Regions from separate parts of the Homo sapiens genome. Here all the other regions are linked to region 1. Evidence: chromatin loops called from intact Hi-C (ENCODE). Cell type or tissue: mammary epithelial cell. All regions are shown on one strand. Each heading gives the region's core, and the rest is flanking DNA. Links, peaks and the distances in the headings are about the cores only.

Evidence for each region. A loop is a pair of places that touch in the nucleus more often than their neighbours do. Peaks named below come from ENCODE experiments on the same cell type or tissue, not always from the same donor. Only the 100,000 strongest peaks of a DNase experiment are listed, where the experiment ranks them.
Region 2: it touches region 1 in a loop (20-fold over the local background); 11 of 110 quality-filtered maps call a loop at or near these places.
Region 3: a loop joins it to region 1, with 18 times the contacts of the local background. A loop is called at or near these places in 4 of 110 quality-filtered maps.

What each region holds. Positions count from the first base shown.
Region 1 is chr14:104,971,431-104,981,726 of GRCh38, reverse strand. AHNAK2 (AHNAK nucleoprotein 2) reads left to right here and starts at 3,353. Exons shown (of 7, transcript NM_138420.4): 1 at 3,353-3,544. The coding sequence starts at 3,490. RefSeq lists silencers at 3,210-3,369, 5,476-5,695 and an enhancer at 5,896-5,975. In mammary epithelial cell, for the core only: CTCF peaks have their summits at 5,442 (motif pointing left) and 8,884; DNase peaks (open chromatin) are centred at 3,296, 5,366, 8,336, 9,026 and 1 weaker place; H3K4me3 peaks cover 3,368 bases; H3K27ac peaks cover 3,390 bases.
Region 2 is chr14:105,347,660-105,357,955 of GRCh38, reverse strand. PACS2 (phosphofurin acidic cluster sorting protein 2) reads right to left here. Exons shown (of 25, transcript NM_001100913.3): 2 at 9,376-9,463; 3 at 5,489-5,578; 4 at 2,779-2,904. Among named protein-coding and RNA genes, the nearest start is that of PACS2, 38 kb to the right of the region's middle. RefSeq lists an enhancer at 4,704-5,233. In mammary epithelial cell, for the core only: a CTCF peak has its summit at 5,548 (motif pointing right); a DNase peak (open chromatin) is centred at 5,565.
Region 3 is chr14:105,163,051-105,173,346 of GRCh38, reverse strand. JAG2 (jagged canonical Notch ligand 2) reads left to right here and starts at 4,571. Exons shown (of 26, transcript NM_002226.5): 1 at 4,571-4,992; 2 at 5,240-5,590. The coding sequence starts at 4,927. It overlaps NUDT14 (nudix hydrolase 14), which reads left to right. Exons shown (of 5, transcript NM_177533.5): 5 at 86-408. The coding sequence ends at 326. RefSeq lists enhancers at 1,865-2,701, 5,350-5,849, 9,388-10,135. In mammary epithelial cell, for the core only: CTCF peaks have their summits at 4,028 (motif pointing left), 5,415 and 7,273 (motif pointing right); DNase peaks (open chromatin) are centred at 4,576, 5,956, 7,066 and 7,366; H3K4me3 peaks cover 3,391 bases.

The sequences.
Region 1 (10,296 bases), core at 1,200-9,199:
GTGGGGGTACACTGCCCAAGTTGCAGGCCCTCCCAGAGGCATCTGGAGTGAGATAGAGCTCTCAGGACCCCAGGTTCCTTGAGGTGGGGAAGCTCTCTGGACAGACACCCCAAGGTGTCTTACTCATGACACTGTCAGCTTAACCCTCAAGCTAGGAGAAGACCCCCAGAAGGAGGGTGGGAGGGGCAGTCCCCAGCTCCCCGACAGTCACAACCAGACTGTGGCCCCAGCACTCAGGGCAGCGCAGAGCCAGAGGCCACTGCAGAGAGACACCAGCCCTCTGTCTCAGAGTGGGCAGGAGAAGGGAGGGACGGCCTCCGGGTGGAGCAGGCCCTGCCCAGACCCCATCCTGAATTCTGGGGCCACAGGGGAGCATGGCGCAGCTGCGTGTGTGTGTCTGTGCCCACCTTGGAAGTGGGCAGCCCCGTGCAGGGCAGAGGCAAAGTTCCTGGACCTGGGCAGCTGTGGTTGGTTCTGGGACCATTTCTTAGCCAGGGGAGGACAGGCCCAGTGGACACAGCTAGGGGAAGATCTCAGCCACCCCAGGCTGAGGGGCAGGACCAGGGCAAAGTCCTCCCAAGTGTGGGGTCCCCACACTCCCGTGACGCCACGCTGAACTTGCGCTCTCACTCGGCCCCCACCAAGATGGCCTGGAGGGTTCTCTCATCTTGCTGAAGGAAAACAGAGGCAGGGGCAGCAGGTAGTAGCCCAGGGACAGGGACATGTCGGGGGCAACCTCGGCTTCCCCACCCAGGGCTCCATCCTCACCCATCCCGCAAAGCCAAGGGGAGTCCCCGTAGCCCTGCGCAGATCACGCCAGACAATCAGGAGAGGGGCCACTTCATTTGGATGGGGACCCAGGAGGCCACATGACTTTGTCAAGGGCACACACCTAAAGGGGCTGAGGACACAAAGGTGGGTGAGTGCCCTGAGCGGCCCCTCGTTCCCAGGCCCTGCAGCCAGACTCAGACACAGAGGACTAGCGGGCGAAACCCCAGCAGACCAGGCAGAGGCATAGACACATCCAGGGACACACACAGAGGTGTATGCACCCAGGCACCCTAGTGGCTCTCTCCCTGTGTCCAGGGAGTGACTGACTCCAGGTGACCAGAGCAGGGTGGGCTCCTGGGGAGGGAGGTAAGTGCAGGGCCTCTGGACCCCAGGCAACACTGCTCAGCCCCGAAAAAAGGACACTGCGAGGGGGTGGGGTAAGACCTGCGCCAGGTCCCCACACGAGGGAGAAGGTTGTGCCCATCATGCCTGGGCTCACTGGCAGGAGGCTGCCAGGGCCTCTTCCCAGCAGTGGCTCTGGCGTCCATCTGACCTGCTGCTGGATGGCTGCCCGGTGGCTGCAGCGCGGCTAACGGGAACTGTCTAGGGTGAGTCATCGTGCCCGGGTGGCTCACCTGGGCCCGCTAGCTGTGCGTGGTCTCCAAATGAGCCCAGGAATGCGTGTGCCCCTGTGTGTATGTATACACGTGCATGGGTCTGTATCCTGGTGTGGGTGTTCATGCATGCAGGCCTGAGTGTATCAAATATCTCAGGTGGCCTGTGTCTGTGTCTTGGTGAGTTTGTGATCTTATCTATGAGTGTGTGTGTCTGCCTGGCCCTTCCGGTACAGCCTGGCCTCTTCCCACCCCAGGAAAAGGTGTCCGTGTGTGTGTGTGTGTGTGTGTGTGTATGACAGAGCATGTGTGTTTGTGTCTCTATGTGTATGTGTCTGTGTGTCTCTGTGTGTGTGTCTGTGTGTGTGTGAGTGTGCCTCTATGTGTACCTGTGTATCTCTGTGTCTGTGTCTCTGTCCATGTGTGTCTGTGTGTCTCTGTGTGTGTCTGTGTGTGCCTCTGTGTGTGTGTCTGTATGTGTACCTGTGTATCTGTGTGTCTGTGTCTCTGTCCGTGTGTGTCTGTGTGTCTCTGTGTCTTTATCTCTGTATGTATGTATGTGTGTGTGTATCCGTATGTGTGTCCGTGTGTGTGTGTGTCCCTGCATCTGACCCACACCCCTGGACATTGCCAGGCAGCTCCTCATGGAGGTGGCGGTCCTCTCCTGGGTCTCTTCCAGCCCTGCCTTCCCCGACAATCCCTGCAGAACTCCACTCCTTCTGGGGTATGCCCGGTTTGGGTCTACACCAGGCCAGGCGTCACCAAACTCTTAGAACTCCCTTGGGCCCCTGCCCTCCCTGTCCACACCCCCAGGTGTGCTGCCTCTGTGTGGTGCCCAAGCTAGATCCCAGGGAGGCTCCCACCCTCTGCACTCTGATCCTCACCAAGTCCCCTCTGCCTGCATATCCTTTCACTCCCTCCCATACCATGGCCGTGGTTCCACTGCTCCTGTTTCCAGCTGTGCCCCATGCCAACACCCCTAGCCACCTGCGCAGTCTTTCCTCAGCTCTCACCACGCTCAGAGACCCTGCTTGGAGCCTTAAGTGGCACCTCCTACCGACAGGAGCCCCCTCAGCCTCCTTGCTGCCCTGCCCCCGCCCACTGGGCCTGACTTTCAACCCCAGCCCTTTTGCCCCCATTCTCTGCACACACGCTACTCTGTCCCCTCTCTCCAGAACGCTTCCTACACTGCCTGGCACATGTCTCACCCCTAAGGTCCCAGCTTACACTGCCAGGAGCCCTCCAGGACCTCCGTTCCCCCGCCCCCAGGGCAGTGCCGCCCTGCAGAACGCCTCATCCTTACAGGCTTGCTTGTGTCTACGCCAGACCTGGAGCCCCTGGGGCAGGGCCAGTGGGGTGCTGGTTGCCGCTGTGTCCTAGGCCCTAGGCTCTTGACAAGAATCAGCAGAAAGGATGACTCTGGGCGGGGTTCTGGCTCCAGGACTGCCCCCAGCGCTGGGCGCTCCCGCACGCGGCGCCCACCCCGCAGCCCTGCCCGGGGCGCCCTGTTCCCGCTGCACGCTCTCAGCCGCGTCCTCGTATCTGCCACCCACCAGCCCCTGCAGAATTCTATCTTGTCCTTATGCTGCCAGATCACCTCCTGCGGTGCCCGCGACCCCTGTTGTCCCCGCAGGCTGCCCCCCACCCCAGCTTCTGACTAAAGTGTCTGTCTCCCCCGGAATGGGAGGTGAAGACAGCGGCAAGTCCAGGAGCCTCGGTGCGGGGATCCAGAGGTCGCTCCCTGGCGGGAGTCCAAAGTTAATTCTGCGGACGCGACAGGCGGGCCGGGGGCGCGGGGTGGGGCGGGGCCTGGCTGGGAGGGGCGGGGCCGCGGCGACGGCAGCCAATGGGCTGAATGAGGCCGACGGCACCGCCCGCGAGCGCGCTCCGCAGTGGCCCGGCAGGGCTGGGCGGAGCCGGGCGGGGTCCTAGCTGAGCGGCTGGGTAGCCTGGCGCGCGGTGTCCGCAGTCCGAGGTCGGCCGCCCGCGGCAGCGCAGGGCAGCGGGGCAGAGCGCGGCTCCCGCCCGCCCGCCCCGTGCGCCGGAGCCGGGACCAGCGACTGGACGCGACGGGCCGCCAGGCCCGCACCGCCTGGCCGCCGCGATGTGCGACTGCTTCCACATGGTGCTGCCCACCTGGCCCGGAACCCCCGGCAGCGGTGCGCCCCTCCCCGCCTGCAGCCCGCTCCCCTGGGGCGGGTGGGCTACGCGCGAGGGCGCGCGCCGGGGCGTGTCCAGGGGCGCGCAGTGCGGGCCTTGGGGGCGGGGGACTCGGAGACGCCTGCGGGACTCGCGCGTGGTTCTGGGCCTTCCCGGCCGCTGGAGTCTCTTCTCCCATGCCTCGCGTTCTACCTGTCCGTGGCTGTAGGTTCCTGCTCCTCTCCCGGCCTCTGAGACTGTCTCTGTCGCTCACTTTGTTTCTCGGTGGCTGACTCGTCTCTGTCGCTCACTCCCTCTGTCACTCGCGGTCCCTGTCTGTCTCTCCTTCTCGCTCCTGCCCCGCTCCTGGGACGCTGTCTGGTCGAGAGGCGGCCTCCTGGGAGGTGCTACCGCACTCTGGAGCAGGGCTGGTGTCTGCAAGGGGCGTGAAAGCCGGGGCCGCCGGGACCCGGGGCACCTGCACCAGGCTTGCCCTCTCACCTGCTTTGCGGGAGAGCAGCCAGGCTGGTCCAGGAGTCTGGGCTCTCCACTTTGGTCCGGGGCTTCCAGGCAGGGCTGGGCTGCGTCTACTGTGTGGCTGTGTGGTGGGGTCGCTGGCTAGGTGGAGGCTGTGGCAGGGCTAGGCCTGAGGTCTGGGGCCTGGTGAGGGGCCTGAATGGGGTCAAAGTCAGGCCACAGGGTCCCGCAGTGCTGGGCAAGGGAAAGTGGGTGCTACCTACTGGCATGCCCCCAGGGATGGTCAGTAGCCTCCCTCTGAGCCGCAGGCTACGGCATGTGTACCTGCTGCTCTTTGTGTGTCTGTCCCTGCACTGGGCCTGGTTCCGGGGCCTGGGTGTCTCAGCATCTTGGAGGGCAGGGCTGAGGGGGGCAGGGCAGTCCCTTGGGCGCTGGGTCTATGCTGCTGCAGCTGACCACACCCAGGGCATTGGCAGCCACTGGCCAGGGGGTTGGGCTGGCCGGCACTGGTGCAGGCTGGACCCCACTCCTTGGGGAAAACAGGTCAATGCTAATGGTGCCGACAATGCTGCAGGTGAGAGGGGTGCCCCTGGCCTGGGCATGCCCCCCAGCTGCAGCAGGCACTACCAAGGCCCCTCCTGTGGCCTGTCTGTCTGGTGCGCACTTAGGGTGGGAGGCTTGTCTGGGGGGCTCCAGAGCAGGGAGGCCCCTACAGCACCTGCTTCACGGTGTCGCAGATGGGAGCCCAAGGTGTTTGGGCACAGCAGCGGGAGGATGATGGCTCCGGTGGGCTGGAGGCCCCTGGCCCCCTCCTCTTTCACTATGACTGGCCCTGCCCACATGGCTGCAGGTCGACCTCCTCAGAGGGAGAAGGGCAGGGCCCCCAGGCATGGGACCACTACCCTGCCCCCAGCTTCCCTGCACAGCCTTTCTGCTCTGCTTCCTCCTCACTCACGGGCACCCAGAGACTCCCAAGCTGCAGGGTCCAGGACCATCTCATCCACCCCCTGCCTCCACAGAGGCTTGTGCTGGCTTCATGGTTCCCAGCCCGTCTGGGGCAGTCCCTCCCTGTGTCCAGCCTACGGAACCATCCGCTCTTAGGGAATAAGGTCAGTGGCTCTCGCTGGAGCTTTGGTAGGAGACTTGCAAGATCAGAGACCTTGGGAGTTCTGTCCAGCACACCGGTTCCCAGACCCTCCCCAACCCTGCGGCCCAGGAACGTGCATTCCTGACAAGCACCCTGCCAACTACTGCCTTTCCCAGCCTGGATTTGGTCCAGGCCTTTTCCACCTGCAGTTTCCTCTCAGCAGGCTGGAGATGGGCGGACTCTCCCCTGCTCTCGTCTTCCTGTCCAGTCCAAACCTGCCCTCTGCCCGACACACCAGGCACCAGCCCAGCAGGGAGCCATCTCCTGGGCGGCTTTTGTGCCGAGGCTGCCCCCTGGTGGCCATGCTGGGACCACCCCACGCAGCGCTGCCGACTGTAACACCAGCCAGTTCACTCCCAGTGGGCTCTGGGTGTCACACTCTTGCCTACTCCAGGGGCAGGTTGCCTCTTTCCCAGGGGCAGAGCTGGGCCCCTGATAACTGGGGAGACAGGGAACCCCTCCCCGGCCCCGGCCCCCACCCTGCACCTGCTGCCCCGGTGTGGCCTGAGCACCTCCCACGACCCCCCAAGAAAGCACCACCGTGTTGGGAAGGCCCCAGGTGGTGATACCATGCGAAGATGTGTGGGTGGTCTCTTCTCTGCGGTGGGGGTCATGAGATGGCTGGGCCCTTTCCCAAGAAGGGTGCAAAGCAAGGCAGCTGTGGAGGTGGTCTCGCTGTTCTGTGCCTCGCTGGTGCCCTCTTCAGGGCCTCAGGCTGCAAATGTGGGTCAGGACCTCACATTCGGGGTCAGGAGTGATTGCAGCTGCCTGTGCTGCTAGCTCCACGCAGCCAGGGATGCCGAGTGACAGCGCGGGCGGGTCTGTCACCACCCTGGTGTCTCCCTGACTGGGTCATCTACACTGGGGGAGGGCTGTATTCCCATTCTGCAGACAAGGACACTGAGGCTGGGGACAGTGACGCAGTGACTCCCTGGGCTCTTAGGGGCCAGAGCAGAATGTCGCACGCTTTGGTCGGTGACATGCTGTTCTGACAGGTGCTGGCTCTGCCCTGCCCCACCAGGCAGGGTGACCGCAGGCAAAGGAGCCCCTCTGTAGCCGCTAGTGGCAGGAATGGGCCTTGAGGAGGAGGCAGCAGAGGGCATCCTGGAGTGCCCTCCAGTGAGGTGGCCTCTCAGAAGCCACCGACAGTGATGCTGTAAGTGTGTTCCTAACAACCCCAGCTCTTTCCCTGGTGGGGAAACAGAAGCTGGACCACCAGGGAGGGAGGCTGGGCTGCCTGCTGGCCTCTGGCTCCTGCCCCAAGCCTCAGGCAGTGCCCACCTGGTGCAGCTCAGGGAAGGGGGTGAGGCTCAGAAGTGGACAGGAGGGTCAAGCCCGCAGAGCCTCCAGTTCCAATGCCCCAGGAGCCCGCTCCCTCCCGGCCTTCTCCATGCCCAGGAAGCTGAGTGCCCACTCCCATCCGGGCTCGTCGTGGCTGGGCCTACAACAGGAATGCCCTCATTGCCTTCTCTCCATTTGGCCAAGCTCTTCTGTCCTGGGCTGGGCTAGGAGCTGCCTCTTCTGGGAAGTCCCCTGGGTTGCTGGGCCCACTCCCAGCTCTCCCTTAGACTCTGGCCCGCTCTGTGTCCTTCCTCTTGTGACACCTATGCGGAAGGCCTCTGTGTTTCAGGCTCAGCTAGGGGCTGGCTTGGCCAGGTGTGGAGAAGTATAGGTGCTGGGGAGGAAAGGCCCCCAAGCCCCAGCAAGTGGGGGGCACTGGCCATCTGGGGGTCCCTGCCACCCACTTCAGGAGTAAAATGCCACACTCTCCCAGCTTGGTCTTCCGGCTGGCAGAGACGGACCCTGCGCTCAGGGATGGTGTGAGTTGTGGGGGTGCTTCCCCGTCTGTCTGGCGGCCTGTTCACCCATCCTTCTGGGTCTCAAAGCCACCCCGGGAACCCTGGGACCTGGGAGGTCATAGCTCAGCAGAGGAAGGATCCACCCATTGTTCAGTCAACAAATGTGAATCCCATTTTTGTGGCCAGTGCAGCCTTAGGGGGCACAGAAGGGCCAGAGAGGGCTCCCTGGAGGACAACTGGCCCAATGGAGACCGGGACTGGTCATGAAAAAGAAGCGGAGGCAAAGCAGCAGGAGCCTGCAGAGGCTGAGGGCGAAGTCAGGGACCTGCAAGTTGTTCAACCCAGTGCATCTGGGACGGGGTGGGGTGAGGATGGAGAGGTGGCAGCGTCAGCTGCTGGAGGGAGGGCTTTGTCCTGAGGGCACCGGGGAGCCCCATAGGTCTTAGGGCAGTTTTGGTGGGAAGGAAGCTGCTCCGTGGGGGATGTGGAGGCCAGGTTAGCTAAGGGAGCTTAGCGGAGGCTTAACTGGACACACAAGGAGGACGGGGCATGCTCCTCTGCTCCCCTCCACCCGCTCTAAGGGTGACGGGATCCCCAGCCACGCTGCGAGCTTGAGGGTGTCTCCACCAGGCCCCACCTGCACTCAGCCTGGGCCTCCAGATTTCCCTTTATTTTTCTTTTTTTGGAAGTCATCGGCTGGCCGGGAGTCAAGGCCTTCCTTGCTCGGATAAATATTTAATAGTCAGAAGCACTTTCTAAAATGGAAACATGGAGCTGAGCCCAGGAGGCAGGGGATGGGGAGGGGCTGGGGCGGGAGGCGGTACTCCCCCATCCCCGCACCCCACAGAGGCCAGGCAGAGGTTTTTGCAGCCACCGCCCTCCCCTCCCCTCCGGCTGCGGGTCCCTGCCCTGCCAGCTCTGCTGCGCACTCGGACCTGCTGACCCAATGTGTGCTTGTGAGGGTGGGAGTGGCATCGGGGCCTCCTCTCTGCAGAGCTCTTGGGAGGGACTCCTTCCTGCAGGGGTGGCGGTGGTGGGAGGCTAGGCAATTGCCCAGGCTGTTCCAGGCAGGAGTCCGGAAAGGGATCTCAAGCCACACCCCTGCCTGGACGCTGCTGAGGGTATAGCCAAGCAGGGGCAGCTGGGGGTACCCGGGATGTGGCAGGGGCAGGACACTTGGGGGACCCTTACTGGGCTATGTCCGTGTGAGCCCTGCCGGCTGGAGGGGCTGTCAGGTGATGGCGCCTGGGTGGGCAGGAGGCCCCATGACTCACCCCCACCAGGTGGAATTAAGGCCCCTTTGTTTAGGGCCACAGCCTTCGGTCCTCGCCCTGCTCCTGCTGCTTGGCAGGCCTGGCTCCTGGGTGAGCCAGCACCGCGGGCTCCTTGGTGACACACGCCCTGAGAATGCCGAGCTTCACGCCTTGGCCTCCTCCCGGCTGATTCACCATCCGCTGCCCTCAGCCCTCCCTGGCCCCCGCCAGCAGCCGAGTTCCCATGGCGACTCCTAGCTGGTCCTGGGTCCTAGCAGCTCTGAGCCAGGACTAGCTGTTCAGTGCGCATCACGGGACATGCCGGATGGCCTAGGTCTCAGGGTCTGTGATGTGGTGGCTTAGCAGAGCCCCTGCTTGCCGTCCCTCCAGCTGATCAGACACCTGCCTGACCACTGAGTCCCACCACGTGGTGCCAGGGGTCCGGTAGGTGGGGCCCCCGGGAACTGAGGCAGGTGAGCAAGGCCCTGCCCAGCACCCGCCTGCTGGTGGTCAAGTGTGCCTCTCTTGGGACTGGGTAGCAACAGGGGCAGGTGTGAAGCATGGCTCTCCAGCTCTTACCCTTCCCAGTAAGTGGCCCCCTGAGCCAGAGCCCAGGGCCTCCAGCCTGACCCCATCCCTTGCTGTGTGTCTGCACCGTGCTGTGGGCACCCACCGCCAGGGGCTCTGGAGCCGAGGGCTCGGTTCTGAGTGCCTGGCGGGGGAGCAAGTCCAGGATCTGAGCTGGGAGGGTGCCCCAGGCAGAGCCAGTGGCACGTGCTTAGAGTCTGGAGAGGGCCTGGGGCAGGGTGTGGTGCGTTCCCATGGCTGTCCGCGTTGGGGAGGGTGCACCAGGAGGAGATCTCCGTCATGTGTTCCAGGGCTTGGCGGACCACACTGGCCGCACTGCAGCGAGGGTCTGGGAAGGGCTTGCGTGGCCAGCGCTGTGGCCAGCTGTGCAGGGCACCTCCCTCTGGCTGCTGTGAGGTGGGCGTAGCTGGGGTGGGGGCCCCAGCAAAGGCTCTTGCGGGGGTCAGTGCTGTGTCTGGCATGACGGCCCCGCTCTGTGCCAGCGTCTCCTTCCTGTCCCACTCCAGCAGGCTGGGCCTCTGGGTACGGCGCTGACTCAGCCAGCCCTGCCCTGCCTGGCTGAGTGTGGGTGTCAGGTGGTAAACAGTAAACAGCGTTCCCAGGTGAGAGCTGTCTGGGAGTGTCCCTGGAGCAGACGTGGCCAGCTTTCCTGCCTCCGTGTAAATAGAGTCGTTTTCTATCTTTGTGACCGTTAGGTTTTTGTGTCAGCCTTTTTAGGGTATTGCAATGGGGGGAGGCCCAGAAGGGGCCTGGAATCAGGTCCCCACCTTTCAGGCCTGAGGAGCCCCTGAGGCCTCTCCCACCCCATTTGCCGGCAAGTGCCCCTGCCCTGGGGCTGGGACAGAGCCTTCCCTGCCCTTGAAGTCCTCTGGCCTACTTGAGGACCCCTTCTCTGTGTGCCCACCTCAGGCCACCCTGGCATCCCGTGGCGGGGGCAGCCCTCTCAGCTGCACCTTCCCACCTCTTCCCATGCCGTTGGGGCCTGGTGCAGGTGCAAGCCGTTCCATCGCTGACCTCCCAGGCTGGGTCTGACCCCTCGCTGCCCCTAAGGCCTGGGCTGGGCCTCGGCTGTGTGGGCCTGCTCCAGACTGCCTGTTGGAGGCACGTCCACACCCAGGCTATGGGCACAGGGCTGGCACACTGGGATCCCAGGGGGGCTACACGTAGCACAGCTGGTTGAGTCCTGCTGGAGCCTCCTGGCTGCCCAGAGCAAAGAGGAGTGGGGGCTAAGGGCCCAGGGTGCAGCAGGGTGAGGTGACCAGGAGGTGGGCCAGGCAGCTGGAGCTCTGGATAGTGGGGGACTTGGGGTCATGGGACTCAGGTGTTTCTCAGCCACCACTTGTATTGAAATGACGGGGAAGGATGGGAGGCTTGTTAAAAAAAAAAGCTAGGCCAGTGCGGAGGCTCACACCTGTAATCCCAGCAGTTTGGGAGGCTGAGGCAGAAGGATCACTTGAGCCTAGGAGTTTGAGACTAGCCAGGGCAACACAGGGAGACCTTGTCTCTAC
Region 2 (10,296 bases), core at 1,535-9,534, 380 kb before region 1:
CACACTCTCAGCCCTGGCCTCGAGTCCGCCCAACAGCCCGCCTCACCCCACCCTGTGCCCTCAAGGACCCTTCCCCACCGCCGAGCACTACTCTCAAATGCATGGCGCCAGCCTCACCGACACCCCACTCTCACGACAGTCCCTATGGCAGCACCCATGCCCTCACCCCCGTCTCAGGCGTGCAGTCTCGGAGCCAGCAAGCCCCCATGGCACAGCTGCCTGAGCCCAGCTGGTGAGAGCCCCCCACCTCTGCCACCTGTGTCCGTCTGTGCCCTCGGGGCTGTCCCGCCTCCGCAATCTCCCGTGCTCATACTCTCAACAAGCCAGCAACGCTCACAGGTGGGAACCAGCCCCAAAAGGTGGCAGGACACAGGGAGCCCATGAACCGCCCTGGTGCTCGGGGACACATGGGAGGACCCAACTAGGTTCTGGGACCAGGCTGCCAGTGGAAGGTGGAAGGATGCCCCGAGGGCCTGGAGGAGATGCTGGAGGGGAGAGCGAGGAGCAGTCAGATGACCTCGGCTTTGGAAGCCACAGGTGCAGGGCGAGGGAGCCTTGGGGTGGGGGCCACAGGCTCAGGGGCAGGGCACTGGAACTACATCCAGGGGTGGGGCTTTTCTGCCAAGAGTGAAGAACAGATGATGGGATTTCAAGCAGCAGACGATGTGGCTGGTGTGACCTGGGGTGGGGGAAGGTTGCTCCAGCCTCTCCCCGGGGATCAGGAGGGGACAGCCCAAGGCTGGGAGGACAGGTGAGGGAGGGGCCTGGGAGCAGAGGCCAGCATTCAGGGCAAGGACGTCAAACACAGAAGCACCAGTGCTGAGAGGGGCTGGGAGGAGCCGCCTGGGGCACTGGGGTGCAGACTGAGAGATGTGGGCGGAGCAGCCTGGGGCAGGAGCTCACAGGGACCGGCAGGGATCAGCAGGACATCACCTGCATGGCTACACAGGGACCAGCAGGGATCAGCAGGACATCGCCTGCATGGCTAATGGGAAACACAGGGACCGGCAGGGATCAGCAGGACATCGCCTGCATGGCTAATGGGAAACACAGGGACCAGCAGGGATCAGCAGGACATCGCCTGAATGGCTAATGGGAAACACAGGGACCGGCAGGGATCAGCAGGACATCGCCTGCATGGCTAATGGGAAACACAGGGACCGGCAGGGATCAGCAGGACCTCGCCTGCATGGCTAATGGGAAACACAGGGACCGGCAGGGATCAGCAGGACCTCGCCTGCATGGCTAATGGGAAACACAGGGACCGGCAGGGATCAGCAGGACCTCGCCTGCATGGCTAATGGGAAACAGAGCCTGCATGACCTCCCCACAGTGCCTGGACCCTCCTGCTCCACAGGAAGCAAGCGGTGGCTCCCAGGAGGCTCTCACAGCCCAGAGAGCATCCCTGAGCTACCTGTTCACCCATCGCTCAGCCTGCAGGAGGGAGGCTGGGATGATGGGCAGCTCCAGGCCACCAGAGGGGTCCCAGGGCCCTGGGAAGTGCAGCCTGGAGGCCCGGTCCACCCGTGCTGTCCGTGGTTTGCCGAAGGAATCGGGAAGACTGCAAAGCTTGTCTGAGGCCCTGCGGCGGCACGGAGAAGCGAGGCCTCGGGACGCCACTGCTGCTTCCTGTACCCTCCACGCTCCCATCTCCTGGGGTAGCAGGGAGGGCTGAGCCCAGAGTAGTACTTGGCACTTGTCCTGGATGCGTAAGTGGGGGTGTGTGAGGATCTGGGGGACCTAGCGCTTGACCTGGGAGACAGGAGGCCTGCAGGCTGGGCCTGGGGGTGTGGGGGAACCAGCTACAAGTGGGCACCCCCACTGTCCCAGCCCCAAGCCCCAGGAGCAGGGGGACAAAGTGGGAAGAAGAGGGGCTGGGGGGCTCTGGCATCTCCGGCTCCCAATGAGGGGCTGCGCTGGCTGACCTTCCCAGGCCCCAGGCAGGCAGCAACCCAGCTTCACATGCCCCAAGCACCACTCACGCCCGCAGCCCCTGGACCCCTGAACACAACCCCACGATGGGGAAAGTTCTGAAGCAAAAGAGACAAACTGGTCTGGGGCCCTGGGCTGCCCCTTCTCCCAGAGCCAATCTTGCAGCCCCGAAAGGGTCCATGAGAAAGTCCGAGGCCTCAGCCTGGGGTGTCTTCTCCCAGGCCCCCACGCCCTACTGCAGCCTCCTTGGAACGCTGGGTTCTCTGGAGCAAGGTGGGCTGCTGCTTGGCTGTTTCTTTTCCTTTTGAGGTACTTCCCCTTCTTTCCCCTCCAGGGAACTCCAGCCACCCCTCTGACCTCTGGGTGCTGCCCCCGCCCTGCTCGGGTATTGTCGCTAGCCCCTTCACAGAACTGACACCTGTCCTGCTCCTGCTCAGCCAATCCTGGGCCAGAGCACGTGCTGAGCAGGATGCAGACACGAACCCATCACAGGACGCACCCGTGGTGTGGGGACAGCAGCGATTCCTCCATGGGAAGGACTCCAGAGCAGCCTGACCCAAAACCCAGCCTCCACTGAAGGGCAGGACAGGCTCGTTAGAGGGGAGTGCGCGCGGCTGCAGGCATGCGGGGAGCCATGCTAGGCGGCAAGGGAAGGTCAGAGAGGAAGCACCACCTGGGGCCGCACCTGGCCCTTATGGCGGAGCCCGGCCGCCCAGGCTCCTCTCATCATTTTCACCTGATCCCTGGACATCTGGACCCGGGAGAGACATCTCCATCTCCCACGGGCGAATGCTCTGGCACCCAGGTGGCCAGCCCGACGCAGGCCACGCCAGACGGAGCACTCACCTCAGCCATGCTGATGGAGCCCGCGGCCAGCGTCTTGTAGCCCAGGATGGTTCTGTTCTTGTAGCGCTTTCTGCGCTGCAGCATGATCTGAAGCTTGTTGCCTTCCCTCTTCAAGAAGTGAGGATACTGTGGGCACAAGTGCGAGTGGCAGCTGAGGGTGCACCGGGGCCCCAGGCAGCATCACGGCCTCTGACGGCCCAGCCACCCTGCAGCCTGCGACCAGGCCAACCTGCTGCCCATGAGATCGGAAGGGCACCCACAGACGGGCCCCCAAGTTCATCCCAGTGGCATGCCGGTCCCCAGAGCCCATCCTTTACCCAACACAATCAAGAGTGAGCCAGTCGCCAGAGCTCAGGCCCTGAGGGCTCCGCGCCACGCTAACAGCCATGGCAGGTGGACAAGGACTATGTGCTGCAGTGTCCGGGATGGCCGAGCGCGCCTGTGGACACTCGGAAACAGTGTGGCGGCTCATGTGCCTGAGGCAATCAGCAAGGTGGGACCCAGGACGCTTTTCCGCGAGGGGCACACAGGGCGGGGAGGGCTCTCCCTCCGAGGCCCCCTGTTCACCCAACTCGCCTGCACGTCTCACCACAGGCTCCCTGTCCAGCAGGGCTCCAGCAAGCTGATGTTCACAGGTATCTCTTAGACACTCAGAGTTCACAAATAAAAATCAGTTTAAATACTTAGGGGAAAATGGGGCTGTTCACCACCCTAACTGCGGTGGTGCTGACATGCCTGAGCATGCCTATCAAAACCCACTGAACCATGGAGCATTGGGCCAGGCGCGGTGGCTCACACCTGTAATCCCGGCACTTTGGGAGGCCAAGCTGGGCGGATCACCTGAGGTAGGGAGTTCGAGACCACCCTAGCCAACATGGCAAAACCCCATCTCTACAAAAATACAAAAATTAGCCGGGCTCACTGTCACCTCCACCTCCTGGGTTCAAGCAATCCTCCTGCCTCAGCCTCCCGAAGAGCTGGGATTGCTTGTGAACTCTGAGTTTCCCCTATCTTTTTAAATAGAAGAGCAAAATAGCCTTGACTCAGTAAGTGTTTTTTTGCCCTCGTTATTATATTCTCTCTTTTTTTTGAGATGGAGTCTCACTCTGTCCCCCAGGCTGGAGTGCTATGGCATGATCTCAGCTCACTGCAACCAACCTCCACCTCCCGGGTTCAAGCGATTCTCCTGCCACCTACCTCGGCCTCCCGAAGTGCTGGGATTACAGGCATGAGCCACCACACCCGGCCTTATATTCTCTTTATCATAGATAAGGAATGAAAAACTAGGCTGGGCATGGTGTCCCACGCCTGTAATCCCAGCACTTTGAGAGGCCGAGGCAGGCAGATCATGCAGTCAGGAGTTCGAGACCAGCCTGGCCGACATGGTGAAACCCCGTCTCAACTAAAGATACGAAAAATAGCCGGGCGTGGTGGCACATGCCTGTAATCCCAGCTGCTCGGGAGGCTGAAGCAGGAGAATCGCTTGAACTCGGGAGGTGGAGGTTGCAGTGAGCCAAGACTGCACCAGCCTGGGTGACAAGGAGAGACTCCATCTCAAAAACAAACAAACAAACAAAAAACAAAGAAAAAACAAAGAAAAACTCAACCTAATAAACAAATACAAATCTTCTAATCATTTAAGAATAAACCATAATCAACAGAAGATCTGCAGTAACGCAGGACACTGATGGCAATGATGAGACAAATGCTCTCACCCCAGGGGACAGTGATGAGGGGGCCCATCACCCCAGGGGACAGTGATGAGGGGGGGCCGTCACCCCAGGGGACAGTGATGAGGGGGGGCCATCACCCCAGGGGACAGTGATGAGGGCGCCCGTCTCCCCAGGGGACAGTGACGAGGGGGCCCATCACCCCAGGGGACAGTGATGGGGGGGCCCGTCACCCCAGGGGACAGCGATGGGGGTGCCCGTCTCCCCAGGGGACAGTGATGAGGGGGTGCCCATCACCCCAGGGGACAGTGATTGGGGGGGCCCGTCACCCCAGGGGACAGTGATGGGGGTGCCCGTCTCCCCAGGGGACAGTGATGAGGGGGTGCCCGTCACCCCAGGGGACAGTGATGGGGGGGGCCTGTCACCCCAGGGGACAGTGATGGGGGTGCCCGTCTCCCCAGGGGACAGTGATGGGGGTGCCCGTCTCCCCAGGGGACAGTGATGAGGGGGCCCGTCACCCCAGGGGACAGTGATGAGGGGTGCCCGTCTCCCCAGGGGACACTGATGAGGGGGGCCCATCTCCCCAGGGGACAGTGATGAGGGGGCCCGTCACCCCAGGGGACAGTGATGAGGCGTGCCCGTCTCCCCAGGGGACACTGATGGGGGGGCCCGTCTCCCCAGGGGACAGTGATGGGGGGGCCCGTCTCCCCAGGGAACAGTGATGGGGAGGGCCTGTCTCCCCAGGGTACAGTGATGGGGGTGCCCGTCACCCCAGGGGATAGTGATGGGGGGGCCCGTCACCCCAGGGGACAGGGATGACGGGGCCCGTCGCCCCAGGGGACGGTGATGAGGGGTGCCCGTCTCCCCAGGGGACGGTGATGAGGCGTGCCCGTCTCCCCAGGGGACACTGATGAGGGGGGCCCATCACCCCAGGGGACAGTGATGAGGGGGGCCCGTCTCCCCAGGGGACAGTGATGAGGGGGGCCCGTCTCCCCAGGGGACAGTGATGAGGGTGTCGTCACCACTGGTGAAAGACTCACCTGCAAGGAGAAGGTCAGGGCCAGGTCTGTCTCCACTTGTCCACTGGGGGGCAGCACAATCTCATGGGACCGCAGGATTCGTTTGGAGCCCTGTGATTAAGCAAGACCTGTTCTAGCTCAAAGGACTGCATATCAGCAGGAAACCAGGCAAAGACACCGTGACTCCTGCACTCTAAAACTGGCAGGATTGCAGCCCTGCAGTCTGGGGGTGGTAGGCACAGGCTGGGGTAATTCTCAGAGGTGCCCTGGCATCTTTCCCAAGAACCTTAAAAACATGGAGACCCTTCGGCCCACAGGTTCCACCTCCAGGAATCTGCCCTAAGACATGAGAGAGAAACCAGGAGCGGCTCCTGCTGAAGTTAACGCGATCACAAAACAGATTCCACGGCCAGGTGCAGCAGCACCTGACTGCGCTGCCCAAGTCTGTCTGGCAGAACAAATCTGGAGGCACCAAGCCTCTTCTGGTTTTGGTTTTGAGAGACAGGTCTCGCTGTGTTGCTCAGGCTGGACTTGAGCTCCCGGGCTCAAGCAATCCTCCTGCCTCAGCCTCCTAAGTAGCTCAGCCTTACAGGCATGTGCCTCCATGCTTGGCTTAAAGCATTTTTTTATTTTTTGTTTTTATTTTTTGAGACAGGGTCTCTGTCACCCAGGCTGTGGGGCAGTGGCTCGATCTCAACTCACTACAGCCTTGACCTCCTAGGCTCAGGCAATCCTCCAGCCTCAGCCTCCCTAGCACCTGGGACTACAGGCATGTACCACCACAAAAAAATATACAATAATTTTTGTATTTTGTTAAGAGACAAGGATTAGTCATGTTGCCCAGACTGGTCTCCAACTCCTGAGTTCAAGCAATCCACCCTCCTCGGCCTCCCACAGTGCTGGGATTAGGCATGAGCCACTGCACCTGGCCTAAAGCATTTTCTAAAAAGAAGAATGATCAGGCCTGACTGGTCCTCTCAGAAAGTAAAACATACAGAGATACAATACTTAAAATACGGAGATGCTGTCACAAAAATGAGGGTAGTAGAAGCCTAGATGTAGGTGCAGGAAATGCATGAGCACCTGAAAACACAGTTCATACCCAGTGAGCTTCAGGCCAGCAGGAGACATCACACGCACCTGCTAAATGGATAACGAGTCATTTGCGTGAAAGACAACAGGACCCCAACCGCAAACTTTATATCAAAATAGATTCCTAATGGATTGAACGTGCTTATCGCAGTGCTGTTTTAAATGGGACCATCCCAACAAGGATGAGCTTGGGGACCTCGTGCCCCGAGAAACAAGCAGCCGCTGCGGGGTCCCAGGCACAAGGTTCCCGGAGGCCGGCGCGCGGGACACAGTGGATGAGAGGTGCCAGGTGGCTGGAGGGCGGGCGGGGGTCCAGGACAGACAACGGGAGCCCGGGGCCAGCCCAGGTTCGGGTGGGAGCAGCGGGGCCTCAGGACAGGTGCGGGCGGCCCGCATGGCCGTACTCGGGCTCCATGAGACGTCCATGGCGGACTCTGGTCCTCCCCTTGTGCTGGGGCCTCACGTGCAGCGTGGCAAGAGGCAGCGCGGCTCTCCTCGGCCAGCCCTCCTGTCCCCTCTCCTCTCCCCAGCTGCCCCTGCGTTGTGGTCTGGACTCTCCCTGCTCCTCCCCTTGACCCTTCAGAGATGTTTCCCTGCAAATGTGCTCTGCGTCGGGTCCCTCTTAGCATTCCCCCCTCAGAGGACCTGCAGGGACCCAGCTGTGTCGGGAAAAGGACAGTGTGTGCCACCAGCCAGTGAGGCGAAGGTGCACGCCAGAGAAGGCTGAGGGGCAGGTGGGGCTGCGGGGCCAGGCTGGCTGCTTCCCCCACAGGGGGCCTGGGCGGAGAGGACACCCCAAGAGAAGCAGATGAGGAGCTGGGGTGATCAAGGGAGGCCAAGGGCCACGTGGCTGCTGAGCTGGGGTGGGCAGGGAGGGCATGGGCAGCCAGTCCATGCGCTACACAGAGGGGCTGGAGAGGTGGGGCTCTGAGGGGCCCTGGGGCCAAGCTCTCGGTCAAGACACAGGCTGGGGCAGGACCAGAGACAGGCAGAGGAAGGAATGGGGCCAAGGAACAGGGTCAGTGTGGGGTGGGGCCCCATGCCAGAGGTTAGAGGTCAACAGCACCAGACTCAGAAGTCAGTGAGGGGTCGACTCTTGCCTTCATGCCTTTCTGCATTGCTCTGAAGACCCAATGAGACCCTGACCCCTGCCCCCCAAGCCAAGAGGTCCAGACACAGCCTCACGGCCTGGTGGCAATGGCCCACAGAGAGCTCCCTGTTCCCCAGGGACGACCCGCAGCCAGACTGCAGCAGGTACTGGGCACCCTGGGCATGGCCACACCCATGGGCAGGACAGGCGGAGAGACGCTTCCATCCTGCTATCAGCCACGCACTCCTGGAAGTTCTTGGGGTCCTGCTATTAGCCACGCGCTCCCGGAAGTTCTCGGGGTCCTGCTATTAGCCACGCGCTCCCGGAAGTTCTCGGGGTCCTGCTATTAGCCACGCTCTCCTGGAAGTTCTCGGGGTCCTGCATTAGCCACGCTCTCCTGGAAGTTCTCGGGGTCCTGCTATTAGCCACGCTCTCCTGGAAGTTCTCCGGGTCCTGCATTAGCCACGCACTCCTGGAAGTTCTTGGGGTCCTGCTATTAGCCACACGCTCCTGGAAGTTCCTGGGGCAAGGCCCCACCACCCGGGGAACCTGGCCACCAGCACACGCCGCAGATGTAGGCTGCTGCTAATCCACGAGCATGTTCAGCGAGGAAAAGGGTTTCTCCAGACGTTTATTTAAGATGCAGTAGGTTTCACATAGTGGCAATTGACTGGGACAGACAACAAGCCTCAGGCCTCCTCGCACTCAAGACCCAGTGCTTGGCTGGTGACCTCAGCCACACTGGCCGAGGCTCAGGTGCTACTCTGCAGGTCGGGGAGACCCGGAGACCCCGTGTCAGAGCCACAGCAGGTGTCAAGAATCCGGCCAGCTGCAGGGACCTGTGTGGGGCCTTGGACATGGGCTCCAAGGGCAGGGCCCCATCCTCGAGGAGCTGATGGGCTGGGGTCAGGAGCACAACAGCCACTGAGACCCCACCCTGTCACGCTGGACGGCCACACAGAAGGACACTCCTGTATGCTGAGGACATGGGTGAGACTTGCCCATGAGTGGTGCCGGCTAGGGAGAGCCCGCTGGCGGTGGCCCTATACAGGCCACACACCTGGAACCGTATGACCCTGAAAGGGCAGGGGTGGCCCTGACAGTTGGCGGGGACACCTCCCTGTCTGGGCCACTGGGCAAAGGCCATGCTGCAAGGGTCATGGCAGCTCTACCCCAAGGAGGGGGCGGGGCCTGGGCCAGGCATGGGGAAGACACCAGCATGACCCCTCTGGAACCGCTACTTGTTCAAAGCCTTCGAGAGGTCACAGGACCCACTAGGGTCAGGAGAGAGGCCCTGGCACCAGGGGCTGGGAGTTCTGGCTAGGCCCTCGCCTCCCAGAGTGCCCTGCTCCCCTCTCCCACCGACGCCCTCCACCCCACAAAAAGTGGGCAGGAAGTGGGTGCTGAGTGCAGCAGGGAAGCCCTGGCTCCAGGTGCTTGGGGCCCGTCCATCACTGTGAGGTGACTCGAGGGCAGCTCTGCCCTGGGAAGGCCCCATGCATGTGACCTCCACATCCCAGAAGGCCGGGCCTGCCTCCCTTGTGCGGGACAGGACTGGACCCAGGAGCATCCTGTCATTCCCAGCCCCCCGGGCTCCCGGAGATGGCATGGGCTGCCCGCTGTTTTGGCACAAGGCCCCACAGTAGCGCACCGCCTGACTCGTCTCCCAGGCACATGGAAAGCCTACACAGCACCCAGCCACAGCCGGGGTCACAAGCGGCCTCACCTGCATCTTGACAGCGATCACCACGGAGATCAGCTCCTTCTCCAGCTCCTTGAAGACCACCAGCTTCTTCAGAGTCAGGCTGCACAACCTGTGAGGCAAGGCACAGCTCAGCCTCGGGGCTCCGCCCTCTCCTCAGGACGCGGCCCTGTGCCGTCCCAGCACTGTGTCACCCCGGGAGCCTGCACCCTGGGGTGCAGGGCGGGGTGTGACTGCCTGGGCGGCCCCAGGACCTCACAGGGCTCCAAGACATCACCCCAGCTGTCCCTGCACATGGTGGGCACCCCTCAGCATCCGTTGGCTGCCGGGCCAGAGGTCCCATCTCCTGAAGGCCCCTGAGGGTGAGCCTCCCTCCCATGGAACTCACTCAGTGTGGGCCTGTGGACAGGCAGGTAGGAGGGATGACAGGCCACAAAGAGAAGATCTGAGAGTCCTGAGCCAGCTCCCAGCTGTGAGAGCACAGGCCTCCCCTCTCCCGCGGCCCTATCCAGCCCCAGGCCCAGCCGCCCCAAATCCTGCCCACCCCAGGACCCCCTGCCCATAGCTGGGATACGCTTTCCCCCAACCTTCCTTCTGTTCATTTCACCTCCATCATTCCGTCCTGAGGCCACAGGAGTGCTGGAGACGCCAGGGACAGTCTGAAGGACACACCCAGTGTCCAGGGCTCTGTTGCTGAGGAGTGGAGGGGTGTAGACCCTACCCTCCACTCTGCCTAGTGCTGCCCCGTGTGAACATGCCATCTCCCCGGGGCATCTGCCGTACACGCGCCAGGGCTCCAAATCCATCCAGTGAAGATGCCCACACCACCCACCCATGCCTGAAGGTGTGTGGGGTGCAACACCCACACTGGCAAGCTTTCCGGAAACTTTGGCACAGCTCTCTTTGAAGCTTGGCTCATTTTTCTTCTTGCTCAGGACAGCAGAA
Region 3 (10,296 bases), core at 1,573-9,572, 190 kb before region 1:
GAGGGTGGGTTGGAGGGTGGTAGAAGGGCCAGGGGGCCAGCGGGGCCAGCGTGGGTGACTCAGCAGACCCTGTCTCAACCCGTAGGTCTGGAGTGGGACTGACTGGCTCCAGACAGACCATGTTCTACACAGAGGTGACAGATGCCCAGCGTAGCGGTCCAGGTGGGGGCCTGGTGGAGGAGGGTGAGCTCATTGAGGTGGTGCACCTGCCCCTGGAAGGCGCCCAGGCCTTTGCAGACGACCCGGACATCCCCAAGACCCTCGGCGTCATCTTTGGTGTCTCATGGTTCCTCAGCCAGGTGGCCCCCAACCTGGATCTCCAGTGAGACTCCAGGGTTCTAGACAGAGGCCAGTCTTGGCCACTCACCCCACACCCCGCGGACCCCAATAAAGGCTTGCATAGCTCCAGCTTCTGCCTGCTGGTTCTGAGCTCTGTGACCAGGGCCTTGGAGAGGACTGGGGAAGGGGCGGGAAGCAGTGACCCTGACCTGAGATGGCCCTCGGGACACGGCGAGCTCTCCTGTAGGAGGAGTAGCTGGTGGCAGGCCATGCAGGTGGTTGCTGTGGGGCTGAGGACAGGCCTGGGGATGCCATGGGCAGGGCCAGGCTGTGCCTCCTCTTGGAGCTGGGAGGGGTGGGGTCCGGGACTCATGGAGGGTGGCATGGCAGGCCTGGGGGTGGGCCTGCTGGTCACGGGGCTGCAGCATGAGCTGTGCTCACGAGAGTGGTGGCTGAGCCAGTCCTCAGGAGTTAGGATGGGGTGGGCAGCACTGCAGGCTGCACGCTGCAGGGAAAGTATGTTCCCTGCTCCTGGGGCAAGTGAGGGGTCCCCACCCTGACTGGGGCTGGGCTAGAGCCACTCCACAGGAGCCCGGAGCCAAAGCTGCCCTGTGTCGGGGGCCCCAGTAGCTGATCCGTGCACCCCCAGCCTTGGAAGTTTTCCAAGGGACCTTCCTCGGCCTGTGGGGTATGCAGAAATGTCTGCAGGCTTGCTCCAAGAGGAGCAGGTGGCGGCACAGGGTGGGGACACAAGGCCAGTGGTCTTGACATGGGCCAGGTTCCTGGTGCCAGCCCGGTCCTGGTCCCGGGGCACGGCCTCAGCCTGGGCCGCCCAGCACCAGGCTCTACTGGCCCCTGAGCATCTCTGGCCTGTATGCCCTGGCCTTGCCTTCTGACCTGTCCTGAGGGTGGGGCTGTGGGAGATGCGTGCAGCTCAGAGCTGCTCCCCAGGTGCCCAGAATGCTTGTGAGGCAGGAGGGGACCCAGCTCGCCTGGTCTGCTTCCTGGGCCACAGGTGCACAGTAAGGGTTCTGCAGGTGAATGGGTGTGTTGGCACTGGTTGTGGGCATTCGAGGGCACTGCTGGGCCATCAGTCTGCGGCAGGATCGATCCGCTCCTGGACATCATTAGGTCCAGGCTGTGGCTCCCAGGAGGAAAGTAGAGAAGGGGACAGTGAAGTGAAGGGAGCCTCAGTACCCTGCAGGGTGGAACCCTGGGCAGGGAGGTGGAGACTGACCCCCTGTTGTCATCCAGCACAGTGCTGGACAGCCTGGCATTGGAGGCTGTCCTGAGGAGGCTGTGCCTCAGGGGCCCACAAAAGCAGTGCCACCTGTATGCAAATGCTGGCTGTGGCCCAGGTGGGGCCCTGTGGGCATCAGCAAGGCCAGCGACAGGGCTGCCGGGGAGGGGCTGTCAGGTATGGGGTGTGTGCCAGGGAGGGGCTGCCAGGTATGGGGTGTGCGGGTCTTGGCCAGCCTCAGCTTCACTCTACCCAGATGAGGCCCCAGCAGGACATTCACAGGACAGGAGCTCTGCCTGACCCACAGCAGCCTTGCTGTGCTGCCCTTACCAGCAGCCTGCCTGGTGACACCACGAGAGTGCGATGGGCCCTCCGGGTTGACCAGCAGAGGCCTCCCACTACCTCAGAGGGACCTCTCGCAGGCACCAGGTGGGTCTGGCCCCTGAAGCACTGAGGGGACAGGTGACAGGGCACCCGGACCTGGGTGTAGTCCAGCCCCTCACTTTGCTCCGCAGCCCGATGGGGTGGGTCAGCAGGCAGTGCTGCCGGGCCTAATGGAGCTGGCATTGATTTCCCGGCACTGGAGGGGGGGTTGTAACCGGAAACTCCCCTCCCCGTCTGCTATATTTAGCACTGCAGGACCCAGCGGAAGCACAGCTTACTCTGGAGCCTCGCCGGCTCTGTCCAAACCCCTGGCAGCCCGTCCTCAGCCTGGTCCCCAGGACTGCCCTATGGGCCCAGAGCCCCTGGCCAGGCTGAGCAGCTGCACCCTTGCCCTCTGCATACAAGCTGGGCACCGCCCAGCGCTCAGAGTGGGAGCCCTCCAGGCTGGGGGACGGGTGGCTCTGGGAGGCTGGAGGGTGCTGTGGTCCAGTGGGCCCCAGAACAATGACGAGGTCCCTTACTAGAAGAGACCAGGTAGCCTGGTCTGGTGAGGGTTGGGGCTGGAGCCCTGGCCGCCACTGATCTCAGCCCCTCACCCCAGCAAGGTGCAGCAGGGGGCAAATGTGTTTTGTGAAATATGTATGAGGGGCGAGGGTTCCCACTGCTGCCTTCTGGAAACTCAAACCAGGGTCCAGCTGCCTGGCATTTCTGGCTCAAGGGCTGCTGAAATTCCTGCAGGGAAGGGACCCCCTCTCCGATGCCTCCTATGTCCCCCTCCTTCCTAAGGGCAGGTGCGGCCACCTTCCTGACCTGGGTGCTCTCATGGACATCGTGAGGTCTGGCTGACCCATGCCCGTCCACGCTCTGGCGGCCCCCTATGCCAGCTTCTGTATGACTTGTCTAAGTCCTCTGTCCACCCCCGGGCTGGGGGCTCCTGAGGGTGTGCAGGGGCGGAGTCTCCCTTGTTCACCACTTGGCCAAGTGCCCAGCAGAGGCACCCAGCACCCCCTCCCCCACCATAGTGGGGCAGTGGGCGCAGGTGGGGATGGAGCCCTGGGCCTCTGGAGCCGGGCAGGGGGCTTCTCTGTCCTGGGGCTTCCCTCTCTCGAGTACCCGAGTACCTGCCCCCAGGCCAAAGCACAGGAGAGGTGGCATCTCCACAGGGAGCCCCTCCCCCCGTAGGCGGTAATCACCGCCCACACACCGGAAGGCGGCAACTGGAAGGCTCTGAACACAGCTTGGATTCTCTTGTTTGGTGGGGGTCTCTGTGCGGGCCTCATCCTGGCTTGTGTCTTAATCCCCACGAAGCCTACCCACCACCAAGTTTGGGGTGGGCACTCTGAGCAGAGCCAGCTGAGGTGGGCATGGGGGGCTCCCACCCACCCCTTTAGGGACCTTCAGCTGAGCCTGCGGCCTGGATCCTGGAGGAGCTGCTAAACAGGGATGGAGCAGGCAGACCCTGCGCATGGGGTGTTCACAGGCCCTGTGCCTCCAAAGCTCTCTTCCTTCAGCCCTCAGCCCCAGCAGCATGGTGGCAGTGACTTGCTCCAGGCTGGGGGGCTGCACAGCCACCCAGCTCCGGGCACAGGGCAAATTTGCGAGAGGAGCTAGGGGGAGAGAAGACAGCTCAGTTATCATGGGGATGGGTTGAGGACCCCTCTGGACCATATGGGGATCTTTAACCACCAAGGTGACCCCTAGCTCTGGAAAGGACCGTGCTCACTGGAGGAGAGGAAGGTGCCATTGGTTTTGACCCTGTGGAGGAGCTGCGAGGTCACCCAGGGAGAGGGCAAGGAGGTGACCGCAGAGGATGGGGTGTGGAAGCCTGGTGACCAGGGCAGCAGTGGGAGGCCTCTCTCGGGGTAGCCTTCAGGGACAGGCACTGCCGACTTTTGTTCCCCATTTCCCGCCTCTCGCCCCCCAAGCCCAGACCTGAGTTTGGGGGGCGAGAGGCGGGAAACGGGGAATGTGGCCTGAGCATTTCCTGAGGGCATGGCCTGGCTACCTCGACGCCAGCGCCGAGCTGAGCAGTCTGCACCCTGGAGCATTTGTTGACTGGCTGCTTGACCAGCGCGCCTCGCAGAGGGGAAGGCAGGGGCGTCGGAGGGGCGCAGCGCCCCCTGCAGCCGGCGTGGAGGCGGTAGGAGCGGCGCGGAGAAGGGGAGATTCTCGGAGGAGGTGGGGGGCGCGCAGTAGGGGCTGGGCCCGGCTCTGGCCCCAGGGCCGCGCCACCCCGCGTGGGGGCCGAGCCCTGATCAGAGTAGGAGGCGGCATCTCCTCTGGGACTGCGAGGAGCGCGGCGGTGGCGCACTGATGGGAGGGGACCACACGGCAACCTCGGGGCGCCCCACCCCCGGTTTCTGACACCCGGCAGGAGCCCAGGCGGAGGAGGGGAGGCAGCTTTGCGGCGCCGGCGCACGCCTCGCCGACTCACGCGGAGGTGTGAGCGGGGCCCCCGCGGCCCGCGCTGACCCCGAGGCCCCGTGCCCCCGCCGCCCGGGCGCCCTGGGGGGCGCGCGCCGGGCCGGGGCGCTGGCAGGCGACGCCCTCCACCGCCTTTAAAGCCTGGGGCGCCCCCGGACCCCCCCCCGGCCCCACCCCGCGGCGCGGCCCCGCCCCCTCATGCATATGCAGGTGCGCGGGTGACGAATGGGCGAGCGAGCTGTCAGTCTCGTTCCGAACTTGTTGGCTGCGGTGCCGGGAGCGCGGGCGCGCAGAGCCGAGGCCGGGACCCGCTGCCTTCACCGCCGCCGCCGTCGCCGCCGGGTGGGAGCCGGGCCGGGCAGCCGGAGCGCGGCCGCCAGCGAGCCGGAGCTGCCGCCGCCCCTGCACGCCCGCCGCCCAGGCCCGCGCGCCGCGGCGCTGCGCTCGACCCCGCCCGCGCCGCCGCCGCCGCCGCCTCTGCCGCTGCCGCTGCCTCTGCGGGCGCTCGGAGGGCGGGCGGGCGCTGGGAGGCCGGCGCGGCGGCTGGGAGCCGGGCGCGGGCGGCGGCGGCGGGGCCGGGCGGGCGGGTCGCGGGGGCAATGCGGGCGCAGGGCCGGGGGCGCCTTCCCCGGCGGCTGCTGCTGCTGCTGGCGCTCTGGGTGCAGGTGAGCGGGGCGGCGGGGGCGGCGGGGGTCGCGGACGGGGCACACCGGGCCGCCCCTAGGGGCCGGGCGGGCACTGCCTGGGGCCGCCGTGGTTCGGAAGCCCTCGAGGCTGCGCGCGGCGGCTGGGGCTCCGGGCGGGCGCGGCTGGGTGGGGGCGGGGCGGCGGGGCCTGTTCCCCCACCCCTGGCGCCCGGCCCGCCGACCCCGGCCCGCGCCTCCCTCCGCTCTCCCGCTGCCTTATTTTTAGGCGGCGCGGCCCATGGGCTATTTCGAGCTGCAGCTGAGCGCGCTGCGGAACGTGAACGGGGAGCTGCTGAGCGGCGCCTGCTGTGACGGCGACGGCCGGACAACGCGCGCGGGGGGCTGCGGCCACGACGAGTGCGACACGTACGTGCGCGTGTGCCTTAAGGAGTACCAGGCCAAGGTGACGCCCACGGGGCCCTGCAGCTACGGCCACGGCGCCACGCCCGTGCTGGGCGGCAACTCCTTCTACCTGCCGCCGGCGGGCGCTGCGGGGGACCGAGCGCGGGCGCGGGCCCGGGCCGGCGGCGACCAGGACCCGGGCCTCGTCGTCATCCCCTTCCAGTTCGCCTGGCCGGTACGTGCGCTCCATCCCTCGTGCTCCAGCCCTTCCCTCTCTCTCCGCGCCCCGGCCCCGCGCGCTTCGCGACCCCCAACACCTGCGGCCGGGTCTGCGTGCGAGCCGCGCGCGCCCAGGCGGGGCGGGGCCGGCAGGGGGCGCGTGCTCTGGGGACTTGGTCCGCGCCTGGCCACGTGGGCGCGCCGGGGCCCCGGGGCCACCGGGAGCGGGGTCGCGGCGGGGGCGGGGCGGCGGCGTCCCGCGTGCGCGGCGGTGTGCGGCGTGTGCCTGCGTCGCCCTGCGCGTGTCTGTCTGGGTGGGGAGGCGAGGCGAGGCGCCCCGGTCCCGGGCAGGCCGCGGTGGCATGTGCGCAGCGCGTGCTGGGGCTGGTCTAGGGCAGGCCCTGACTGAGCCGCCCCGGGCCCGTGGCCAGCCTGCGCCTGCCCTGCAGTTTCCTGGATGCCTGGGGGGCACGGGCGGGCGCCGTGGGACCTAGGCCCGGGAGAGCCTAACGCCTAACGCTTATGTCGGCAGAAGCCCCCGATGGTGACCCAAGATCGTTCAGAGACAGAGATAGTGGATCCTGGTGCAGTGACCTTCTGTGGCACTGCCCTGTTTGTGGGTTTTTTTGGTTTTGTTATTCTGGAGGGGCAGAAGCTGAGTCGGGGCTGTCTGGTCTCCCCTGGCAGGTGGCCAGTCAGGCAGGAGCCCTGGCCTGGGCGTGCTGGGAGGAGGGGTGGTAGGGGTCCAGTGTCACTGGGAAACAGGTACTCATCCCAGTGGGCTGGCAGGTGGGTAGTGGTAGGTGGGCAGGCCCAGGCCTCGGGCGCCTTACCTCATTGCCTGGAGCACGGCCTTGCCCTGGTGCCCAGAGGTCCTTCCCTGCTTGGTCATTGTGCTGGGGGCCTGGAACTGGGTGAGTGCGGGAATGAGAGCACCATGCAGACCTGTGATCAGGGAGTAGATGGATCTGGGAGCCAGGAAGTGGCTCCAGTCAGCAGGAGGCACCGGAGTGTGCCCACCTGGTATCCTGGGCCCTGAAGTGATTGTGAGTTGAGGGCAATCCCTGCCGAGCTCACGCCAGTTGGGCCTGCCGTGTGTGGCTCCCAGTCCTGTGCTGTACCTTTGCAGCCCTGGCTGGCAGCCTTGCCTGCTGCCCCCATCCTCACCGCTTCCTGAGCTCCCACCCGTGGAAGCTGGCCACAGTCTCCTCTGGCCATGTCCTCAACCCGTGAGCACCCCGCCGAGTATCCCTTGACCAGGGGGGCCCCAGAGAGGGGAAAGTGTCCCCCAGATGGAAAAGGCAGGGGCGGGCATGGGAGGGCCCAGGCAGTTGTGAGAAGCCCAGCCCCTCGCCCCCACGGCGGTGCAGCAGGCAGGTCTGAGCAGGGCCCGCAGCCTGTCATCTGCACCTGGGCCTGAGCCAGCGTGGCCCCACATCGCTACCTGAGGATGTGTTTTCTGCTCGAGTTGGCAGCAGTGGGTGTGGGGGCAGGGAGGTCTTGGAGGAATGTGGCGGGCTATCGCGTGTCCGCCCTGGCTCTTCGCCCCGCGGGCCAGCCGGTCAGGTGTGGGATGGGACCGGGTAGGCCCTTGCCTTCCTTGGAGTCCGGGCACTGGGTTTCGGGGCCAGCTCACCTCCCTGCCTCTTGCTTCCAGCCGGTTCCTCGAATGCCCCAGGAGGGGGCAGGCGGCCTGTCTCTGGGTTGGGGGCCAGGGCAGAGTCATAGCTGCGTGTTTGGGGGCAGCCCTGGTCTCCTGCCATGTGGCCTGGCTGCCGGGCGGGAGCTGTGCCGTGATGCCAGCACCCTGGTATTTGCACTCGGGCGGCGGCAGTCCCTGGCCATGCTGCCCTGGCTTGCTGAGGTCCAGCTCTGTGCGGTGAGCTGAGGTGTACTTGGCTGTGATGGGAAGGCAAGGACCGAGTTCAGGCTCCCTGGGACCTGAGGAGGGGTTTCAGCCTGGAGGCTAGGGTGGCATCCTGCCCAGGCCCGTGGGGCTTTTGGGCTCCTTGGAGTAAAGGGAATGAGAGGGCCTTGTGGAAGAGGAGTGGGGGAGTCTGGGCTCTGCATTCGCTCCCTCCACCCCCTGCCCCCTGAGTGACTCTCCCACCTTGTGGTCTCTGCTGTTGACCCAGGCCTGGCTGGGTGGCCCTCTGCCCCCTGGCCTGGCTTCTTGTGGCCGGGGTCTGTGTGCTATTAGTCATGGATCTGTGCTGGTCTCGGGCTCAGCTTCCCTCAGTGGGTGGGCCCAGGGTCTTGAATGTGGAGAGGTGGTGGACCACATGCCAGCAGGCTGCCTGGCTGCCCCTCCTCTCCTGGCTCCACCCCCAGACGTCCCCAGGAGGCCGGTGTCAGCCTGGGTTGGTTCTGGTGCCTGGCTTGTAGCTGGCAGGGTGAGGCCACATTCTCCCAGCTGCGTGTGTGCACGCACCCCGGGTGCTCTGTAGGCATGGCAGGTGGTGATGGAGGTTTGGGGAGGAGTAGTGTCATGCTGGGGGCAGCAGGGAGCTTTGCTCTGGGGCCTGGTAGGTGGCAGGCCCAGGGGACACCTGCTGGCTGAGGGAGGAGCAGGGTGGTGGCAGTTGGCCGTGACCTGGGCAGCCAGGGCCCCACCCTCAGAGGTGCAGCTGGAAGTCGTGCCTGCCTGGCTGGCCCATCTCTGGAGCCAGGAGCCCAGGAGCCTGCCTGCCAGCGAGGGTCTTTCTTGTTCTGTCTTGGCATGTGTGTGCTGGGCTCCAGGGCAGCTGTGCGGGGTGGTGTGGCTGGAGCATGGTCCCCGTGACAGATCTGGGCTTATGAGGAGAACGGGATGGGTGAAGGCCCTGTAGATACAGGAGGTGGGCCTGGGGCTGACCCTGCGTCTATCAGCTCAGGAGGCCTGAGGTCCTGGGCCATCAGAAGGGCTGAGCTTTTCTCACCTGTGAAAGGGGCACACTGCCGCTTTTTCATTGCAGGTCTCACGAAGTCAGATGGGGCTGCTGGACTCCCAGCTCGGGCTCTGCTTGTGCCCCCAGCCCGGCTCCCAGACCTGTCCAGTTCCTCCCCTTCCCAGCCTTCCCTACCCTCTCCTTTGCCCCCTAGGGAGGAAGGTTTTTACAGAGCCCACCCCCTGCATCCAGCCGCCCTAGGGCTCAAGGTGGGCCAGGCTGAGGTCTGTGCCTGGAGCTACCTAAGCTGCTCGTGGCAGGTGTGAGGTTCAGCACCACTCTGCTTCCTGTTTTTTCTGAGCTTGGGCTGGGGATGACAGGGCCCTGGCCTCCCCACCCTACCTTCAGGGGATCCTGTCTGCACACTGGGGACCACCCCCCTCCTTCCCACACCTTCCCAGTAGGGACCAGGAGAGCTGGCTGGTCTGGTATGGAATGTGGGCATCTGGGTTCCTGTGTTGGGTGGGCATCGGTCTGTTCCTCCTGCCATGGCCCTGGGGCCCAGAGCCCTGGGGAGAACTCAGGGCATGTCCGCCTTGTACATTGGGGGTCTGGTTCAAAGCTTTGGTATGGGGGCAGGGTGGGGCATTCAGTGCCCAGGCAACACGGGGACCATTGGAGCCAGGGAGGACTGCCCTTGGCCAGGGAGGATTGGAGAGTGGGCTGGGGGTTTGTCGCTGGTCCCTGAGGGTGGGCTGAAGGGTCAAAGCCGCAGCACGATAGGAAGGCTGGGAGGTGGAGGGGCGGGTTGGGGAGCAGGCGGCAGGCCTGGGTGGGAGGGGACTGCTGCTCTCAGGGGCCCTCCTGGGCTGCTCCATGGTGTCTTTATGAGGGGAGCAAGCTAGGCCAGTGAAGGGGTGCTTGTGGAGCCAGGCTTCGGCCTGAGCTGCTGCTGGTGGTGGAGTGGGGGCAGGAAGACAAGGATCTGCAATCCCAGGCCCCAGCCACAGTCGCTATCCCCAGACCCCAGGCCTGAGCGGGGTCCCTGTCCCCAGACCCTAGGCCTGATTGGAGTCCCTGTCCCTAGACCCCAGGCCTGAGTGGGGCCCCTATCCTCAGGCCCCAGGCCTGAGCTGGGTCCCTGTCCCCAGGTCCCAGGACTGAGCAGGGTCCCTGTCTGCAGACCTGAGGCCTAAGCAGGGTCCCTGTCCCCAGACCCCAGATCTGAGTGAGGTCACTGTCCCCAGACCACAGGCCTGAGCGGAGTCCCTGTCCTCAAGACCACAGGCCTGAGCGGAGGCCCTGTCCCCAGACCACAGGCCTGAGCGGAGTCCCTGTCCCCAGACCACAGGCCTGAGCGGGATTCCTATCCCCACATCCCAGGCCTGAGCAGGGTGTGGCTGGCATCAGTTGTACCCTGGGCTTTGTGGCAGGTGCTAGCCGGCCCTGGCTGCCACCGTCTTCACGGTGGGGGACCTGGGACCTAGAGGGGGTGTGCTGGGGAGTGGGGGTACACCCAGGCAAGGCCCTGGCTGGTCTCTGGTGTGGAGCATGGGTGTGTGTGTTCCTGCGTGGGATGGGCTTTGGTCTGCTCCTCCTGCTGCGGCCCTGGGGCCCAGAGCCCTGGGGATGGTGTTTGCCCCCACCCCTTCTTCCCTGCCTCGGGTGACAATGGTGGCAGAGGCCTGGGCCTCTCAGAAGCTCAGGTTTCAGGAAATGTATCTGTGCTTGGAGCTCCTGGCGCCTGCACCAAGCGCTGTGCTCCGTAGGGGGCGGGAGGCTGATGCGGGAGGCCGAGGAGAAGAAACCAAGTCGGGGCGTTGGTGGGGCAGCAGGTCTAGGAGGCTGTGTTGTG